Regions from separate parts of the Homo sapiens genome. Here region 1 is linked to region 2. Evidence: chromatin contacts called from ENCODE Hi-C or POLR2A ChIA-PET data. All regions are on one chromosome and are shown on one strand. Each heading gives the region's core, a stretch centred on a gene start or an enhancer-like site at or near the end of the contact. The rest is flanking DNA. Distances are from core to core; before and after follow the strand shown.

Region 1 (4,289 bases), core at 61-2,560, 36 kb after region 2:
GAGCTTGCCCCCTTTTTTGCATAAATTCCACCTAGAAAGCATTCGCCACAATTTCAAATGTTAATGTCTTTTTTTTTTTTTTTTTTTTTTTTGAGATGGAGTCTCACTCTGTCGACCAGGCTGGAGCTCAGTGGCATGATCTTGGCTCACTGCAACTTCCACCTCCTGGGTTCAAGCGATTCTCCTGCCTCAGCCTCCCGAGTAGCTGGGACTGCAGGCACGCACCACTACACCTGGCTAATTTTTGTGTTTTTAGTAGAGACGGGGTTTCACCATGTCTCGAACTCCTGACCTTAGGTGATCCACACACCTCAGTCTCCCAAAGTGCTGGGATTACAGGCATGAACCACTGCCAAATGTAAATTTCTTTTCTTTTCTTTTCTTTTCTTTTTTTTTTTTTTGAGATGGAGTCTCACTCTGTCGCCCAGGCTGGAGTGCAGTGGCACGATCTCGGCTCACTGCAACCTCCACCTCCTGGGTTCAAGTGATTCTCCTGCCTCAGCCTCCTGAGTAGCTGGTACTACAGGCACGCACCACTACACCTGGCTAATTTTTGTATTTTTGGTAAAGACGGGGTTTCACCATGTCTCAAACTCCTGACCTTAGGTGATCCGCACACCTCAGCCTGGCAAAGTGCTGGGATTACAGGCATGACGGCATGAACCACTGCCAAATGCTAATTTCTTTTTTCTTTTTCTTTTCTTTTTTTTTTTTTTTTTTTTTTTGAGATGGAGTCTCGCTCTGTTGCCCAGGCTGGAGTGCAGTGGCACAATCTCGGCCCACTACAACCTCTGCCTCCCGGGTTCAAGCGATTCTTCTGCCTCAGCCTCCCGAGTAGTTGGGATCACAGGTACGCGCCACCACACCCGGCTAATTTTTGTATTTTTAGTAGAGATGGGGTTTCACCATATTGGCCAGGCTGGTTTCGAACTCCTGATCTTGTGATCCGTCTGCCTTAGTCTCCCAAAGTGCTGGGATTACAGGCGTGAGCCACCGTGCCCAGCCCAAATGTTAATTTCTTTAAAGAAGCATCATAAGATCTTAAAGACTCATGAAAAGCAATTTCAGCACAGAGGCCTTCCTTATTTTCATTATATTCCCCTAATCTTCCGTACACTTAATTGAAAGCAAATGTTTAAGTCAATTTGCCCTTAGTGAGTCTTTCTAAATCATTCAACTTAGTTTTCAAGAAACAACTTTCTTTTTGTGCTCATTATATTGGTTTACATAATTTGCTTACATAATCTGTAATTAAATGACTGAATCACAATAACATGTATTACAGGCATAAGCTGATGTAGGGACAAACACCACTCAACTCAAAAGCGTGCAGCTGAGCAGGAAAACTGCCTGTGGTCACCGGGCCATGGGGATCTGCTGGCACATTTGCTCCATGAGTCAGCTTAGAAGAGGTTGGATGACAGAGCTGGTTCTGTAGTATGCAAATCCTGGATACAGGCACATGCTCATTCTGATGCGGACTGGCATGCCACCCACAGAAAAGAATAGGAAAAGCAAAATTAGAGCGCGAAATGCGACAAGGATCCAAACAAGAAATTTCCCTCAGCCTTTCCCAGCCAAGGAAAATTCCTGCATGAGAAGGAACTGAAGTAAATATAAGGAAGGAAGGAACTGAAGTAAATATAAGGAAGGAAGGAACTGAAGTAAATATAAGGAGGGAAGGAACTGAAGTAAATATAAGGAGGGAAGGAACTGAAGTAAATATAAGGAAGGAACTGAGTAAATATAAGGAAGGAAGGAACTGAAGTAAATATAAGGAAGGAACTGAAGTAAATATAAGGAAGGAAGGAACTGAAGTAAATATAAGAGCCACAGTGAATGTCGGGTTTCTAGACATAGAATTGGCCTGTATCATTAGTAAGCTGAACTTGGTTTTCATTTTTTTTTTTTTCTGTCCCCCAGGCTGGAGTGCAGTGGCATGATCTCGGCTCACTGCAACCTCCGCCTCCTGGGTTCAGGCAGTTTTCCTGCCTCAGCCTCCCAAGTAGCTGAGATTACAGGCATGCACCACCACACCCGGGTAATTTTTGTATTTTTAGTAGAGATGGGGTTTCGCCATGTTGCAGAGGCTGGGCTGGAACTGCTGACCTCAGGTGATCCGCCCACCTTGGCCTCCCAAAGTGCTGGGATTACAGGTGTGAGCCACCACGCCTGGCCTGGTTTTCATTCTTGAGTAAGAATGACTGTAATGTCATTCTCAATTTCTCTGTGGTCCTTTCAATCCTGCACAAATTAATACCTCCAGGTATTTTTACAAACAGGCTTCTGAACCCAGAGTGAGTCCTCACTTTTAATTCTTGTTTTCCTGACTTAGTAACTTTATCCAGCCCAGGTGTCACCATCATGGGTTCTTCTGTTCATTTGTCCATCAGACCCCCATGGAAAACATTGGCCCACCTGTGGATCTCAACAACGCTCCCTCCTGTCTCTCAAGGACACCCTCTTCTAAGGTCTTCACTGCTGGGGTCCTGACCTTCACACACACATTTGCCACAGGGCATTGTCATTGTCATCATCATCCTCCCTCCGTCCCTCCCAGATGCACGGGCTCCAGAAGCCCGGCAACTCCTCCCTGCTGCACCCTGGTCAGACAGGCAAGGGCGGGATCAGGTCGCAGGTGCTAAAGGCAAAGCCAAATGTTCATGATCCTGCAGACATTTTAGTTACAGCCTTCAAGGCCACAATGCCCCCTGGAACGAAACAGGTGACGGTCAAGGCCAAGTCCCTTCCTCTTGGGCATGCACATGAAAACTTGTGACACCTGCCTTTCATCCAAGCCCAGCTAAGGCTCACAGCACCCCGCTTTCTGGCACACTAGCAAGTTGTTTTGTAAGATGCAGATTTGGGCGGGGCCTATTGTTTGGACTCACAGTATGGGATCCATTTCTAAATGGCCTGATGATAGCAGAACCACAAAACCAAGAGTGAAGGGATCACTGGAAAGCGTCAATCACTCTAAGGGGGAAAAGGTTTTCCAGGCCTGAGAGTTGTGGCTGACTTGAATGAAGCTCCTGACATGACATAACGTGACCGTGGTGGGCAGAAAGGGGGACGGACAGGGAGACCCGGAGCACATGGAAAGGGTTGCCCTAGCAGCAAAACCCGGATCTGCCCATGTGGACTCCGTTCATGGGTGAGAAAGGACCCCCATGGGAGCAAAGGAGCACCCAGCCTGCCTGAAGGCACACCCCCTTTATGGGCCGTCAAACCAGATGCCAGATAACATGCAAACCATACAACCACTTCCTCTGCTCTGTCATTGTGATCATCTTCCTTTGGAGTCTGCTTTAAGAGAGAATATGCTGTTCAGGCCAATGCAAATACTTAGTCTGTGGGACAGCTATATTTTTCATGATAAATTACCAAGATGACACTCACTCTCAGCATGAATTACCTCGAGGGCTCTGATGAGATGCTTTCTGGACTGGGCAGTGCAAAAGCCAGACCCCAGACCTTTGTAACCCCCACCCCCAGGGTAAATACCTCTGCGAGACTTCATGAAGGCTGGCCAGCTAGTCCCAGCTGAGGATCCGCGGCAGTGCTGCTCAGCCCTGGCTGTGCACAACATCCGTGCGTAAGAGGATGTGGACACCCAGCCTCACCCCAGCCCAGTTAAAATCAGAGTCTTTAAGAAGTGAGCCGGAACAACAGCTTTTCTTAAAAGCTTCCCAGAAGATTCTAGTGAGCAGCAAAAGTCGAGAACCATGGGCTTAGTGTACCTAACTGATGGAGCCCTCAGATGCTGGAACCTATGTGAACAGTCTTCGGTTTTGTATTAGGCTAATAAGCACTTGTAACATTATTAGTTACCATATACTGAGGGCCTAATATGTGCTAAGCACTGTTATATACTTTCACATTCAGTATGTGAAGACATAAAAACAACTCTGTACAGTGGCTATTGTTACCCCATTTCAAAATGTTTTATTTTAAGAAAACAGGCTCAGAAAGATTAAGTAACTTGAAACAAAATTTGCACAGCTGATTAAGCAGAGAAACTAGTATCTAAATCCAGCCTCCGATTCCAAAAGTCTAAGCTTTTCCATTATGTGTGTTGTCTTTTAGCCTTTAATAATTGCAGAAACTATGAGTGAGATGTTGGGATCAGTACTACATCTTCCTAAACTTTCATCCGTAGGAAATCCGGATTGGGAAGCCTGCTCCTCCAGAGGCTATCAGCGTGTGGACACCTGCCTGTGCTTAAGAGGTCCAATCATTTATTATCGTAATCTAATTTTGTAGAACATCAAACTAGAGAATAATTTCGG
Region 2 (3,999 bases), core at 420-2,919:
CCCCTAAGCACCTTCAGGATGCAAGGCTGATCCAGGGACCCCACTGGCCTCTGCCCACCCTCCCAGGTCCCCACCTCACAAACAGCTCACAGGATGTACACGACTCGCTCCTGTTGGAGCCACACCAGCAACTCCCTCTGCTTGTGTTTTAAAATATAGGTCATATTATTTTTCAGGTATGGTGAAGCCAATAGATCAGGAGACAACTGCTACTGAAAAGATAGCTGTGACAGATCCCGGCGGGGTGGAGATTGGGCACGCCACGCCACACAGGAAGCACCGGGGTTGCCTGGTGGCAGAGGCAGCAGGGAATACGTGGGCCAAGAGCCTTTCCTGTGGTTTCCATGGGAAGGAATGGGTGAGGGGGAGTGAGCAGGCTCAGGATTGGCTGGCTTGAGTGATTGCAGTGAGCTCTAGGGCACAGGCGCTGTCCCCAGCTGCTCGGTGCCTGGCTCTGGGGTGATCAGGGCAGGGGACTAAGGCCCTGGAATGGGAAAGCTCACACTAGCTCCTGGCCGCATCATTTGCTTTCTCTAGGAATCAGCTAACCCTGGTAGGAGCAGTCCCTTCCAGGTCAGCAAGTCCCCAGATGTCAAAGCATCCAATACGGAGATTAGAAAACATAGTTCACACAGCCTAGAGCATCTTTCCTTCGGCCCTGGCAAAAGGTGGGCAGAGTGGCACAGCGGAGGCTCGGGCGGCTCCCATGGCAGGCCAGCTAGGTACCCTCTCTGAACCTTGGTTCCCCTTCTATAGAGGAGGTCATGAGACAAGAGGAGGGGGAAGTGCCCAGCACAGTGCTTGGCACATGGCACTGAGTGAGTGCCAGTGTCCCCCCTTCCACCTGCGTCCTTCTGAGAAACAGCTGAGCTGCTCCTTCCCTGGGGATGTGCTTCTGCCCCTCGGTCTGGGTTCTTTGCTCCCCTCAGGCCCGGCGCTTGCCTCTGTTGCAGATTGAATGTGGCTGTGTGTCTGTCTATCTCCCCCACTGGACAAGGAGAGGGCAGGAACAGGTCATCCAGATCTGAATCCCAAGGGCCCATCACAGAGCCTGGCTCCTGGTTAAAGAGGCTTGCTCAGCTAACATTTGCAAATTTTCACTGTCTCCCAAAAGAATGTTACCTGTGGGCCCCCCTGGGGACAGGCCTCCTCTTTCCCCCCACCCCCACCCCCCGGGGCCTCCCTACTTTCCTCTGCGGGAAGTCACACCAAGCCATTAGCAGCGCGCCGCCTCCCGGGGCGGCACCAGCTGGAGAGGCCGCCTTTCAGCTCAGGAATTGATTTCCCAAGCACACCCCAGCATGTGTGCACACCAGAGACGCCTGGAGTGCTCCTGCTAAGGAGGAAAGCCGCCGTGCCGCACCTGCTGGGAAACGAGGACCTTTCTTGTCACCTCTGCCTCCCCTAGCAGCATCCCAGGCGCAGACCTGGACAGCTGGCTCCCGCACCTGCCCTGGGAGTGCTCCCGGCAGCAACGGCCCATGCTTTTCCAGGCTGAAGCCAACCAGGTTTCACTGAAGATCTCAGTGCATAGAAACGGATGGCATAGCACCTAGCAAGGAAGAACTACCCCATTTTTAATAACTGCTTAATGAGAAAGTGCCATTAACTGCACATAGTCTCCGTTGGTTTAACCAGCCGAGTGCCGAGTGCTGAGTGCCGAGCGCTGAGTGCCGAGCGCTGAGTGCCGCCCAGCCCCGCCCTCCTTAGGCTTGCTTACCACTCCTCCCTGCCCCTCACCCCATGGCCAGCGCCTGGGCTGCTCTGGGGGCATTCACAGGTGGGCTCCGGTTATGGAGAAGGCTGGTGCGGGGCTTCCAGCTCCAGGGACTTGTAGTTGTGGGGTCTTCTCTTTGCCACAGATTCCCTCCTCTGCTGTTGTGGGGCTTGTGACATTTATTCATGGGAAAGAGAGAGGAGATAGGAGGAGGTGGGGAGGGGACCGTGCAGCTGCTTCTGAAATGTGTGCTCTCTGGAGGGCGAGGAGCTGGGACGGAGGGAGAGACAGCTGCCGAGACAGCAGGCGTTCTAATTCCCTGATCCCACACCTGGCTTCCCGCCACATCAGTGCCTCCGATGCCTGGAGCCCTCGTGGGGGAGGCCACGGCAGCAAGGAGCAGGTTGGCAAAGCGACATTCATTCTGTCTTCTAAAAACACTCGTTCAGCTCTTTACATGGGCTGGACAGTGAGGATACAAAGAGCAAAAATAGATTTTCCTCACTGCACTTGGGTGCTAGCTGAAGAGTCAAATAAGTAATGATGCAAATAAAATGTGACACAGCATGCCTGATTCAACCTGGAGGGGACAGGGAGGCTTCCTGATGGAGGTGATGCCTTACCTCAGTCTTGAAGGAGACATGCGTTAGCCACATGAAAAAGAGAGGAAGGAGAGAACTGACCATCCAAAGGAACAAGACAAAAGGATACTGCATAACAAGAAAACTACTATACCTACGCCAAATATTTACAAAGCTTAGTCTGTAGATCCAAAGCAAGTCACATCAATTATATTAAGGTGCTCCCCAATGCAAAAAACAGAACGCCCAGCTAAATGTCACTCAAACTGGTGCTTTTCAAACTTCAGTGTGCACGCGAATCACCAGGAATCTTGATGAAGTAAAGACTCTGATTGGGAAGACCAGGGGTGGGGCCTGAGATTTTGCACGAGTTTGTTAGAAATGCAGAATCTAATTAATAACATAATTGGCCAGTACAACTGATGATACGACTGATGTGAGCTGTGGACCACACTTTGGGAAGCAAGGATCAAACATCAAGAAGTCTGATCTCTGGCCTGGCGTGGTGGCTCACGCCTGTAATCCCAGCATTTTGGGAAGCCTAGGTGGGTGGATCACCTTAGATCAGGAGTTTGAGACCACCCTGGCCAACATGGTGAAACCCCGTCTCTACTAAAAATACAAAAATTAGCCATATGGTGGAGCGCACCTGTGATCCCAGCTACTCAGGAGGCTGAGGCAAGACAAATGCTTGAACCAGGGAAGAGGACATTGCAGTGAGCTGAGATCACACCACTGCACTCCAGCCTGGGTGACAGAGTGAGAATTTGTCTCCAAAATAAATAAATAAATAAATAAATAAAGTCTGTTCGAGACCAGCCTGGCCAACATGGTGAAACCCTGACTTGAACCCCTGACCTCAAGGGATCTGCCCACCTTGGCCTCCCAAAGTGCTAGGATTGCAGGCGTGAGCCACCACACCTGGTCTCAATAATATTATTTAAAATCTTCAGGTTAAACATGTTTAGCAAGAGTACTTCAGAGGTGATACACGGCCTCGCATCAGCAGGTACATAATATCAGGTTGCCCCTGTTTCAGTGATGCTGTGTTTTGATAACTTGGTAAAGTGGTGACTGCCAAAACTTTCCATTATAAAAATGCATTTTTCCTTTTGCAATTAGTGAGCAATTTACAGGGTGATACATTGGCATCATACAAATATCCTCTTCTTTTCACCACGTGGTTTATAGCTGGGTCAGTAAAGTATTTTTGTAAAGTTCCAGATACTAGATAATTTAGGCTTTGTGGCCCATTGTCATCTCTAGCTCAGTCGCTCAAAGCTGCCATTGTAGCACAAACACAGTCATGGACAATTCGTAAATGAGTGAGCATGGCTGTGTTCCAGTAAAACCTATTTATGACACTGAAATCTGAATTTTATATAAATATCACATGTCATGAAATATTGTGCTCCTTTTGATTTTTTCAAGTATTTGAAAATATTTTTAAAAATTTAGCTTATGGAATATACAAAAACAGGCAATGGGCTAGATTTGACTAGTGGGCTATAGCTTGTAACCTCCTGGTTTATAGAATCATTTATGATACTTGCCTGAATCAATGTTTTATTGAGGTTTGCAAAATGGTAATTTTCTAATTCTACCAATCTCTCCATATATATTAGCTGACATTCTTCTGTAAAGAGTTGTTCTCATCAATTAGGAAAAAGCTGCACTTTCTCCTTAAAAGGCAAGGTAAAT

The links. Hi-C counts contacts between places; a loop is a spot of excess contacts on that map. ChIA-PET counts read pairs that join two places held with the same protein, here RNA polymerase II (POLR2A). Pooled maps may share reads with other maps.
Region 1: a map of dorsolateral prefrontal cortex shows a loop between it and region 2 (2.8-fold over the local background). The contact joins two enhancer-like sites. A Hi-C loop is called at or near these places in 5 of 168 maps with a recorded cell type or tissue (aorta, astrocyte of the cerebellum, dorsolateral prefrontal cortex and 2 more), 3 of 37 single-sample maps with no recorded cell type and 8 of 50 pooled maps. POLR2A ChIA-PET finds 5 or more read pairs at or near these places in 14 of 52 experiments (AG04450, BJ, Caco-2 and 10 more).

The regions. Positions count from the first base shown.
Region 1 is chr13:27,041,826-27,046,114 of GRCh38, forward strand. It overlaps LOC105370124 (a long non-coding RNA gene), which reads right to left. Exons shown (of 2, transcript XR_941767.3): 2 at 3,921-4,289. Among named protein-coding and RNA genes, the nearest start is that of USP12-AS1, 82 kb to the right of the region's middle. Within about 2 kb of position 1,311, at least 6 of the 41 ENCODE cell types and tissues checked have a DNase peak (open chromatin) inside an H3K27ac peak, as active enhancers do; they include dorsolateral prefrontal cortex, where a contact is called at or near this core.
Region 2 is chr13:27,005,367-27,009,365 of GRCh38, forward strand. No RefSeq gene overlaps it. Among named protein-coding and RNA genes, the nearest start is that of USP12-AS1, 120 kb to the right of the region's middle. Within about 2 kb of position 1,670, at least 5 of the 41 ENCODE cell types and tissues checked have a DNase peak (open chromatin) inside an H3K27ac peak, as active enhancers do; they include dorsolateral prefrontal cortex, where a contact is called at or near this core.